2 separate regions of the Mus musculus genome follow, and region 1 is linked to region 2. The links are chromatin loops, found by intact Hi-C in ENCODE. Cell type or tissue: heart. All regions are shown on one strand. Each heading gives the region's core, and the rest is flanking DNA. Links, peaks and the distances in the headings are about the cores only.

Region 1 (6,241 bases), core at 377-5,376, 290 kb before region 2:
AGGATGAAGTAGAGCATCTCAAGACATGGTTGATATCAATTGAAAAAGAAAAATATAAAATGTTTACATTCGACCTTCAGATGTTATGACCATGCAGATTTCATTTTTTTAAAGAAAAAAATCACATATTGTCTCAAACACCTTTGAAATTAATAGAGAGCTTTAAAAAGATTTTCATACATAGTAACACTTGTCACATGTCCATTATGAATAGAATCCCAAAAATTAAATTTAAAATAATTATACTTACATACATACATATAAACACTACTGAAAATAATTAGCAGAAGTCTGGGTGTTGTGAACTAAATCTTCAGTGTTCCTGCAAGAATTTCCAAGTAACTTAAAATAAATGTGTATGGATATGATATAGCTACTCTGCCACACTCCCTACATTAATCTACCAAGTCTACTGAACCAAGTAACCTTACAACTGATTGCTAAAGGCCACATCCTGATAGTATAGGAACATTTTTGTCTCTCTGTCTGTCACTCATTCTCATCAAACAATATCACTGCTGTGCTACAGAACAAAGAACACAACGAACCTGTCAGGAATTCTTAAATATTTTTTTTTATTTACCTTTTTCCAGAGCACACAGTGAGCCTACTAGGGATTCTTAATTTTTTTTTTTTAATTTACCTTTTTCCAAAGTGATTTGTTTTTTAAGAACCATCAAAGTAAGTTCATTGTTTCTGTGAAATCTCTGACTGTGGTAAATTTTAGACAAGTACTTTTCTAGATAATTATTCTTCTAGATAATTCCTGGTGCTGGCTGTCCCAGAGTAGGCTATCTCATCTTGGAGTATTTAAGGTAATTAAAATAAACCCAATATAATTAATCAGCATAATAACAAGAATTACATGAATACTCAGGAACTATTGATGGTTGGGTAGTGAATTAACATATTATTAAAACAAATCTACACACTTCGAATGACTTCATTGCAAGAATCAATGTGGGATATGTCTCCATCTCAAGAGAAAAATAAAATGAGGTGGAATAAATATTTTTCATTCAGTTAACTGAATTTACTTAGTAGTTCAAGCAAACCTAGTGCTTCTGGCTCCCAGCTGCGTAGTTCCTGCCTGTAATTAAAGACATAAAATAAAAATAAAATGAATTTTTTGGTTCACAGTGGCCGTGTAAACCTGGAATAGTCTCTGTAAGTCAGAGATTATCAGCATCACACTGGAATTATGTCATGAAGGATTAGTGACTGATTCCCTACTGCTAATGGTGTCATGTTTCTTGAACTCATAAAAGGCATTTACTGTGAAGCCAGATCTTCAGAGACTTTCTGATCCACAGAGTTTTCCATGGTAACAGAGATGATCTTATAATTCACTAGACTGAAGTCAGACCCTGGCCAAGCACGTGCTTGAGAAAGAGAGCAGATGCTCACAGCATGCAGAAAGAACAAATTCCAGTCCAAAGCAAAGGCATTACAAGTGCCTAAAATTACAGTCTTTATCTCTAAGGCAGGTGTTTCAAAACTGGAGTGGTCCCAATTTTTTTTTCCTTCTTGGCTATTGTTTTCCTTCTACAAGAAGTTGAAAAGGATGTTAAAGATAAAACAGGTGCTAAGATAAGATTCCTCACTAAGAATGACTCATAACAGCCAATCGGACATTTTATATCTGTAAACATCATCAGGCATCAGGGTGGTGGCCAGAGTTGGCTATGTAAACTCCCTCCAATTCAAGTGAAACACATACTTAAAAAAAAAAAGGTTGAAGTGGGGGAGAAACTAGCCATAACCACTTGCACTTCATGCATCTCTAACAAGATCGCAAGAAAGTCAGCTGCTGAATTTCCTATTGTAGTAAAGCTTATATATCTTGAATATGTAAAATGTTATTGAATAATAATCTATTTTTTTTCATTTTAAATTATATGTGTCAGATACTAGCATCCAACCAATGGACAGAAACTGGGGACCTCTGTGTTTGAATTGGGGAAATGGTTAAAGAAGCTAAGGAGGAGAGTGGCCTCATGGGAAGACCTGCAATCTCAATTAACCTGGACCCCCGAGAGATCTCACAGACACTGAACCACCAACCAGGCAGCATACACCAGCTGATATGAGGTCCCCGACACATATACAGCAAAAGACTGCGTAGTCTAACCTCTGTGAGAGAAGATGCACCGAACCCTCAAGAGACTTGAGACCCCAAGGAGTAGGGAGGTGTGGTGGGTGGGATTGGGTTGGTGCCAATCTCTTGGAGACAGGGGAGGAGGTATGGGATGGGGAGCAGTCGCAGGGGGCGCGCAGACTGGGAGAGGGATGATGTCTGGACTGTAAAAAAGGATTAAAGAATAAAAGAAAACTAAAAAGTAAAAAAAAAAAAAATCAGATTGGACTATTAAAGCAGAGTATACATTTAAATCAATGAATCAGTAGCACAAGGGAGCAGCCATGGAGTTTAAGACCATCAGTACCAGGGGCTTCCAGTACTCCACTAAGGCATTGTCTTTAGGCAGAAAATGGGTTTTTGGATATAGTGGCAGAATATGATTGGCCCCTTTGCCATCCTCCTCTGCTGAGAATCACGGCAAGGAACCACAGCCCTTGTTAACCTGTGAACATTTTCACTCTCTTAGGTCATTGACTCTGGCTCAGGGGTCCAATTTTCCTTTCATTCATTAAGCACTTTGGGAAGTGGAGTTCCTAACCCTTTCCAGTCTAAATGTGGAACAATCACATCCCCTTACAATCAGCTGCCAGTGTGCTGGGACCTTCACGCCTCACTGTGCTCTCGCAGTGACGCAAGTTTTTAACAATTGAAGGATATTAACTCAAAAACTTGTTTTCTCATTGGAGGAGCTCAAGGGATTTCACTAAATGAACTTGTATAAACTGGAAGCTAGTACATGTGCCTTTCTAATTATTATGTTCAAATTGGGGGAGAAGGCAGAGCTAATCTCAGTTTGCACATGTCAGAAATTATTTCAGCTATGAAGCTAACTTGAGAGTAACACTCCGTCGATGCGCATTCACTGAAAGACCTGAAGAGGTACAATCTTGTCATTTTATCACAAGATTCCAGATATCAAAAAAAATATTACTTAGTTATTTAAATATGTGTGTTTTGCTAACCCATGGTACTGTTCCCTTCATTAGAGCAACTGGGAACAAGTAATAGATCTGCCCAATTGAATGTTAAATGTTAGAAGTTTGCTAGACCTTTCTCATTCTCCTCTTTTTTATAACACTTAACTGTTAGGTTTCAAAATCCTATCAATATATAGATCTCTAACAAGATCACAAGAAAGTCAACAGCTGAATTTCCTATTATAGTAAAGCTTATATATCTTGAATATATAAAATGTTGTTGGATCAAATCTAGGTCTTTTTCACTTTAAATTAGATGTGTCAGATACTAGCATGCAACCAATGGACAGAAACTGGGGACCTCTGTGTTTGAATTGGGGAAATGGTTAAAGAAACTGAGGAGGAGAGCGGCCCCATGGGAAGACCTGCAATCTCAATTAACCTGGACCCCCGAGAGATCTCTCAGACACTGAACCACCAACCAGGCAGCATACACCAGCTGATATGAGGTCCCCGACACATATACAGCAAAAGACTGCGTAGTCTAACCTCTGTGAGAGAAGATGCACCGAATAGCATCAGAATAGCCATCTAAGGATCCGGATTAGCCTTCAGGCTCCAGCACCAAGATCACCCAGTGAAGATTTAAGCTCATCCGTGTGGACCCAGATCTGGTCTTCCATGCAGAGTCAGCGTGTTCTCCTCTGTGACATCAAGTTCTATCCCACACATTCTCTGACATGGCATCAGAATAGCCATCTAAGGAATCCAGCAGCAACTTCTGGGTAGGCTTAGGTGTGCTGAGCTTTCCCTGCCAAAAATATACAAAGGGAGATGTGTGTACTGGAAGTTCAGGAGCACCACTGCAAGGTCACAGGGATCTTAAATCAGGCAAAGACAACACCACAAATAGAACAAATGAATTTCAAAAAGTTTAACCTAAATAAATGGGGACATACAAACTTCCTGAAGAAGAATTCAAAGTAATCTAAAAAAAAAAAAAAAAAGAACCTTCAATGAGAAATAAAACGTGACATACAGATAGGCAAATAAAGTCAGGAAATGAAATCTGTATACAATTGAAAGTTAAACAAAGAGCTAGAAGCAGTTAAAAGGGCATCAAAAATTCTGGAACCTAAGAGCACAAACATCGAGAGACTTGAAATGTCAATAAGAAATTTCTGATAGATTCTAATTTACATAGTTTAATTTTGAGTAAAAATATGTATGGGATTCTTCCTGTAATCATGTTTAATACATTCTGTTTATTGTGTTCCTAATAATTTCCCCCGAATTTTCCTAAAGTTATTCTGAGGATAGCCTTCTATTTCACATGTGATAATAAAATTTTATGTTTCTTACATTGATCTTTACTTAAATTATTATATAAAGTCTAGCAATAACAGAGGCAGGTTTTGATAGAAGGTGCTTTTCTACTAAATGCTCATGTATTGAAGGTCCCCACTGCAAACAGTGCTCAGAAATGGGGAAATGGACTGAATCATAGAAGGTTTGCCTTCATCAATGGAGCAATTCATTGATCAACTTGGAATCTGAGCCGACTGTTAGAAGGTAAGGAAATGTGACAGATAAGAGTTTGTTGGAGGCAGCAGATCTCAGACATCTTTGAATGATGTTTTGACCTGGCCCCTCCCTCTCACTGGCTCTGTGTTTTCCACCACAATGAAAAGAAACTTTTGTTTCTCACTCCCTTTCTGCCAAAATGCTGTGCCTCACCACCACCAAAGAAACAATGGGGCCACGTGCTGTGAATCTAAAGTTTTGCTCCTGTAGCCCTTGCTTTTTTATGTGTGCCTCAGTATTGAGAAGTGGAACACACAAAGCAACTTCATCTCCCTCAAACTGTAGCTGGGCATAGTCGCGCATGCTGATTAATCTCCTGCTGCAGCAAGAACGTGGTCATGAGTTCAAAGCCAGTCTGGGCTAAGCCTTGAGTACAATGCTATCTCTAAGACTGTCTCCAAAAATATAAAAAATAAACAAATGAAGTAAAACATGCAATTCTACTTCCTTGGTACATATTGGTTCTTTTATTCGAGTCTACTATGAATAAGATGCCTGAAAAATCTGTGTTATTTCATACAGCGCTCTTGTCTCTCCAGAGGCATGTGTCTGTCATTCTCACAAGAGTTCTGCATTTTACCATATTTCATTTCATACTTACTGCTTCACTCATCTCATTATTTGTGTAGGAATTCATACTCAAGATAACAGTTGTCATTGAGGGCAACTTCTGACATAACTTATGATTTGAATTTCTTCTATATTTAATGATCCATTGTCCTCCATTCATAGCATCCGAAGACACCTGTTCATGTTTTATCAGGACTGCTCTTAACTGCAGGAGTATGAGGTTGTTGAGGAACAAGCATGACTCGATAACATATAATTATAATGTGTTTTTAGATGCTGTGACATCATCTCTTTTTGAGGGTTGACTGTCAACTCAGGATATTATCCAAATACCTTTGCTTCCTCTTACCCAGCTAAAGCAAGAAAATAAGGTAGAGTGCAGCTGGCAGCTCTTCCATTGGTGTTTATGATTAAATATCTCAACAGATTGCTGTGTTAACAATCATGTGCCTTGCTCCATCATACACAGTAAGTCTTCTTTAAGTCCTGTGGTATCTCAATGCTGCAATCAGTCTTATTGTATCTGTTTTATGCTTTTACAAAAAAAAAAAGTCTTTTAATTTGTAGTTCACTAGAATAGATACTAGGTTATAAATGATCCCTTGCCAATCATGACCTTTGTAGACCTCTTGTTTTGTCAGTCCTGACAGGAAATTGAAGACACTTGCTTACATTTACAAATGTATTGCAATTAAATATTTGTTCAAAATTGTTTCTTTTCTTTCATGGAATGTAAAAAATAATTCAAATATGTATTATGATCCTGGCATGTTATATTTACTCTCTTTTTATATCTTGTCATGTGTATATACCATAACTTGTCATTAGAGTTTTAATTTTTAGAAAGGATATATAAGACCTCCTCTATCAGGAAAATAAAACTACTCCTAAGCCTCTTATGTTGATTCAGGACTGTGATCTCAGTGAGATGAGATTGGGGCAGGAATATCAAACTAGGGAAACCTGGGCTACAGAGTAAAACGCTATCTCAAGAAAACAACAGCAAGAGACATGAATGCAAGAAATCATT
Region 2 (6,241 bases), core at 552-5,551:
GTCTTTTGTGAGGTATCACCAGATAAAAAAATTAAAACAGCAACACCAATACCCCAAACATATCTCTACCCCCCTATTTCATTTTCTCTTTAGTGCATGATATTTTCTGCTATATTCATAACTCATTCTGTCTTCTGTTTATGTTTCTACAAAGAAAAAACTATTGGCAATGGTGCAAAGAAGAAATATTTATTACAGAAATATCTGATAAACCAAATTGCTCAAAAATGTTTAAATCTTTTTAATGACTGAATAAATATAAGGACATTGCAAATTATATCAACTTGGTATAAGGATATAAACTTTAATGCGTCACCTTTTAACTATAAACATATATTCTCATATGTTATTTCTATGTATGCTATTTCTAATATCCAGCATGCTTTGTTGTTTTGGTCTCGGGTTTCTCTTAATCTCCCTTCTTCCTAGTTGCTAACATTTACCAGATTCCCGGCTATTTTCATACAATGATATTTTGACATTTCTTAATTCACTAAAGATTAACATGAGCAGGAGGGGTTTCCAGCCACACTGCCCTTCATAAAACTCCACTGAGAAAAAAAAAAAAAGCTATTTCAATGACTCATGGATGAAGAGAATCCGGTGCTAACAAGCTATGGCAGAGTGAGCCGTCCCTGGGGGACTCAGTAGGGTCCTCTTAGGAGAGGAGAGAGACACTGCATGACACCAGGAGTCTTTCATTCCTTCACTGGTCTGTCCTTGATGTGATGTCTCTGGCAAGGATCCCACCTACCTCTACATTTTTAGAGAAGCTCTCCTCTGGTTATTTGAGAAATTTTCCAGCAAATATGTTCTGAGATTGAGAAGACATCTACAAGTGTAGGTATTTTAGAAGATGAATCTGCCTGAATGATTTCTTGCCTGGACATGGCTGGGACTATTTTCCATCTCCTTTCATTTTTATTCCTCAGTGTAGATTTTTATGAGTATTGAATTTTAGATGGGTCTAGTAGCTGAGATCGAGTCGTAGACAAAAGATCTCTAAAACTGAAATATAAATAGAGAAGAGTTCTCGATGACATCATTCTGTATGCACACCAGAAGTGACCACAAATAACCTACAATAACCTTTTAAATTAGTTTTTTCCTGACTTCATAAAACAATATTTTATTTGGCAGGCATGCATTGGCAAGCTCTTCCACAGCTCTGTTTGTTTTCTGTCTCCAGGAAGACACCGCCACTGTTGTCACATACGTCTCCTTCTCTGTGGCTTTGCCATTTTCTGCTTCTTTATGAGTGGCTGTTGAAGAATATTTTTCTTTGGGGCACGTACTAAGAGTAACAAGGCCATGAATGAAAAACTGTCCTTATAAATGTATAGATGGATTTCTTTTTCTCTGGCTGACGCTGAGCAAGATCAAGGAAAAGAAGTGGCGATATCAGCAGGGATATGGCTGCTTTATTCTGAGGTTATATAACAGCAAGAAGCTGGATCCAGACCATTGATGAAAATCAGTTTCCTTGCCTTTTGATATGTGACTCAAATCCCAAGTTATAAAAAGGATGTAGGATCATAATATAGTTTTTTTTTTAAACATGAACAGTTATTCTGAACAAATTGAAGAGTATCAAGGGAGGAAAGGTATCATTTCGAAGTTACCTCATAGGTGAGACAATCTTTTTAACTTTAACAGTGTCTCCATTATAAAACAGAAATTGGTATGCTTTTCTAAATGTTGGCATACTATAACATCCTTTATAAATCAATTTAAGTTCACATCATTGAGATTTTCAAAACCTTCTTCCACTATTTACTCACAGAAAAGATACCAAAAAAAGAATAAAATATTTTCAAATATAATTTTAAAGTATCAAAAACTTCCCAAATTTAAAAAAAAAAAAAACACTTCTAGGATAATTCATGATATTTCATTTACTTCTCTTGTTTCCTATTAATCTTATGAAGGCAAAAGGGAAGGCTCCAATAATTAACCTTGTGTTATTGACCTAACCAAAATTAACTGGCTATACAACAATTTAGTTGTCCATATAAAAACAGGAAGAGAGATTTCCCCAAGTAACCCATATTCTCCATGAGAAAAACAGCTGGTGCTCTCTCTGTGTGTGTGTGTGTGTGTGTGTGTGTGTGTGTGTGTGTGTGTGTAAGCCTGTGGGGCATGGATGAAAGGATGTATATTTCTGATATCCTCCCTTGTAAATGGGTGGGTTTTTTTTTTTTTTCTTTCTTTTTTCTTTTTCAGTGGAAGTATGCCAATACTCAGGTCCTGGAGAAGGAGGGGCCCGAGAAAGTCTGGTCTGAATATTTAAAATTATATCTTTATAAAACAAGGTCTGTGAAAATGAACTAAGTTTCCTTACCAGTGTTACATGAATAATCACTACAAAATAATAATGGAAACCCATACCTGTCTCTCCTTGGAAAGGAGGAAAAGATTAATAAGAAACACTGCCTTCCAACAACAAAAATCAAAGTTCAAGCAGCAGACTTCTTTTGTGTCTCTGTTTTCCATGCTACATTTCCCACAGCACACTGCTGGGATTTTTTATTTTTTATTTTCGCTACGCATGCTCACACATCTGTTGCACATGTGTGATCAACCGACGAGGTTTTTGAGCCAAATGTCCTGTTAAATGGACAGAGTGGGCAGAGCATTCCTTTGAGAGTCAGACTCTGCCCCTGGTGGATTGCCGCCAAATGCAATGGTGTAATAAAGAAAAGAAATCTGCTCATTTGAATTGCATTGAAATGAACTGTGTCCTCTCCTAAAATACCATATGGTAATGATCCCTGGAGGTATGCTACATAACACCTAGGTCTGGCAGGCTCCAATGAAAGGCTGTAAACGTCCCAGTGTAGCTGGGCTGTGAAAGGCAAGATAGTTGACAAGAAGCATGCAGAGGGAAACAAGAATCCTATCTGATGTCCCTCAATCAACTTGAAATGAAAGAAAGTGGACTGAACAAAGAAATGCTAGCAAGTCGCCCTGGAGAAATCCTCCTTCTCCCATTAAAGTACAGTTCTTGAATCTCACCTCCAGTAAACTGAAACCTTATGGAAAGAAAGCTGTTTCACCTGAGCAGTAGCCAGAGTTTCTTTGGAGCAAATTATCTCAATAAGACTCAAGTGTATGTCTGCAAAGCAAAATGCAGTCATCATAATCAAGCCTCCACCAGAGCTGAGTACAGACGGGTTGAATAACTGGAGACGCAGAGAGACTTTACCTCTGCTTTGGCTAGCACTTTCAGTGAACCTCATCTGAAGGAGGTAGTAGCTGATGACCTGCACTGCATGCTCTGAGGTCTCTGAGGAACAAAAACATATATGCACACACCAGGATTTTATAGCATTGAGAAATTATGTAAAATTAAATAATTAGGAGTGAGAGTCTGACATATCTGTATGCCAAAGAATATAAAGTATGGCCAGTCTAGTATAGAGATTTACAGTATGGGTTTGGCCTACCACAAACTCCAAAATCCATAAGTAATCAATCGTAACATCATTTATGTCATAGAGTGAGTCTGATCATTTGTTTAATCTTTCTTGTATAAGTTTCCACTAATTTAGTGTAAAATTAAAATATATCATAAAGAAATAAAATGAGGAATTGCATCCAGACGAAGTTGTTCTTGCTCATCTTTTTCCTATTGAACTATTGAATTGTAATGCTCCTATGTCTGTTAATGAAGCACAGCAATTCCCAAGGCTATATTTTCTCCACTTTCTCTTTTGACGTCTAGACAACTAAAGTTCACTTACAAGGCTAAATATAAATTACCTATGCAACTAATTATTCTTAACTTTAGTGAAAATCGATGTTTCAAATGGGGCTTAGTATTTGATGTGAATAACTCTCTTGTGATCATTTTAAGGAGCATCTCTAATTATTACCTGTAAAACAAAGGCATTGCATAACAGAGAAAGGGGCAAAGACACATTCAATTTAGGTCAGATAACTACCTCATTTAGCCTTAACTACAACTCAGTGAATGTGATCATGTTCTTATCCCTGACGTTACAGATGAGGGGATGGAGATGAGTCAGAATGTATGCCTTGAGATAGAATCCTTCTTAGAGACCATATTCTTAAACATTGCTATACCAGTACACAGTCAGTAGGCTTTGCTTTAGTTTCTGAAATTCAGACTCTCGACCTAATATTTTAAACTTACTTTACTTGTGTTCCAAATTCATCAAAAAGGGAAATTTCTATTAATCTAAATGATTCATAGTATTTTATTTTAAAAAACTTGTATGACTATTATTTTTCATGTTTGAAGACTATGTCTAAAATGTTAAGGCTACACTCTGTCACTAGTAATATTATATGCAAACTCCTGGATCACTTGCCCCATGGTGGAGGCACTCTGTAGTCTTACTACACAACTTATTTCATTTTTCTACTTTTCTAAGCAAATGCACTCACCCAGAGTAGAGGACTAGCTGGGTTTCATTGTTTGGTTTTTTTTTTTTTTTTTGGTTTTTGTTTTGTTTTATATAATGAACAGGGGTTTTTGTTGTTGTTGCCGGATGTTGTTAAAGTGTTTTGAAAGTTTTAAACTTTAATTCCAAGTTTTCATTTCTGTGAAGCCCCTTTCTGTCCTTGCATATGAGTTATTTATTCTTGCAGATCATGAGCAGCAAGATCACTGATAAACAAATAACTAGATAGATGGATAGATTAAAATAAGTTGAATAAATAAATAAATAAAGGCTGTTGGAAGTTGGATACCAGGAAGCTGCCCTCTCTCCTGATGTTCTTGCTTCAGGATGATTTTCGTAATATCAACACAGATGTTTCATTTTTCCATTAACTACACAAGCTTCAAATTTGATACTCAAATGCCAAATAAATGGCAGCTGTTCTCTGTTGTTGGTAAAGCAGACACTGAATTCTGAAGCAACCGTGCAAGTCATACATTACATTTCAACAGAGTTCTGAGAGCAGTGCAGTGGACTAATTATCCTCTTCACAGAGCAGAGTACTGAAGCACGGAGACTATATTTACAAGGTCATTGAAAATATCTTCAATTGAGACCAGCAAAATCTACATTCCACAACAAGCCCCAAAAGGAATATAATGAGCATTTTAAAGTTTCTTGCAAAAAAAAAAAAAAAAATCAACGCATTCTTGTATTACTTTTTATCTCAGCTCTAATGTAGGCTGGCAATGTGTTATCTGGTTCTCAGAAAAATCCCAGTACAGGTTCACAACTGACCTTTGATGGAAAAGACCAAAGACATCATACATACACATTTGTTTTAAGCTAAAGTGTGCATCTACAAAATGCACGGCATAGTCTGGTCTAATTACCTCGACAGTAGTGCATTTACTTTTAGAGTACAGACTGAGAAGAAACAACTTAAAATGTCATTCAACAAGTTGACTTTAAAAAACAAATGTTTTCTGGACATTTTAAGGATGCTACTAACTTCCTGGATGGAAAATCCAGGTTTCACTGTTTTCTTAATCAGGGAGAACTTTAATAAATAATCCAGAAGCCTGATTCCCTCTGCTGGGCAACCTGTAAACAAGCCAGTGTCTTGCTGAACCGCACCAGCACCCTCAGTGTTAGGTATTTTTCAGTAAGAGTCAGTCCCTACCCTTGGACATCATCAGGATCTGAAGAAATGAAATAAACTCCTGACCAGAAAGGTAACAGAGCTGAATTTTTGAATCAAGAATCTCTGCCTCCCCTTCCCCTCCCCCTCCTCACTTCTCATCCTCCTTCTCTCTCTCCCTCTCTCTCTCCCTCTCTCTTCCTCTCTGTCTTCCCTCCCCCTTCCCTCCATCTCTGCTTCCATCTCACAGACTCGCTGGGCTTGGGATCTGGGGAGCAAATGTGGATAAACTCAGGACCTTGCAGACCACTTCCGACAAATGTCTCAGGAATGTGCCCACTGGTCCAGGCACTCCTTCCTTGGTGAGAACACAAAGTGTCTTGTGTAAATGCCTCGAACACAAACGGGAATTGGAACTCAGCAATTCTTCTGCAAGCTTCTCTTCCTTTCCCTCCCTCCCTAAGTTCCTTTGCCTCCTAATCTGCCAAATTAAATGCTAAATCAGGAGCAATGGCCTACAATTAGCTTTTCAATTAAAATGTACAGTTCAAAGTTGACTCCAGAGTGAGTAATTGCTTTTGAAAACCGCAACCAGCAGGCAGCTACAAGATTGTTACAACAGTTTATTTAACCTCAAAACATATGATCAATTTTATTATCTCAGCAAAAGGGAGATATCCTGGAGAGTGGTATT

What was found. Peaks named below come from ENCODE experiments on the same cell type or tissue, not always from the same donor. Only the 100,000 strongest peaks of a DNase experiment are listed, where the experiment ranks them.
Region 1: a loop joins it to region 2, with 9 times the contacts of the local background. A loop is called at or near these places in 8 of 42 quality-filtered maps.

Annotation. Positions count from the first base shown.
Region 1 is chr12:37,011,089-37,017,329 of GRCm38, reverse strand. No RefSeq gene overlaps it. Among named protein-coding and RNA genes, the nearest start is that of Gm29007, 93 kb to the left of the region's middle. In heart, for the core only: no CTCF peak of the experiment used is centred there; DNase peaks (open chromatin) are centred at 1,409, 1,659, 2,199 and 2,719.
Region 2 is chr12:36,717,861-36,724,101 of GRCm38, reverse strand. No RefSeq gene overlaps it. Among named protein-coding and RNA genes, the nearest start is that of Mir5099, 95 kb to the left of the region's middle. In heart, for the core only: CTCF peaks have their summits at 2,666 and 5,505 (motif pointing left); DNase peaks (open chromatin) are centred at 631 and 1,181.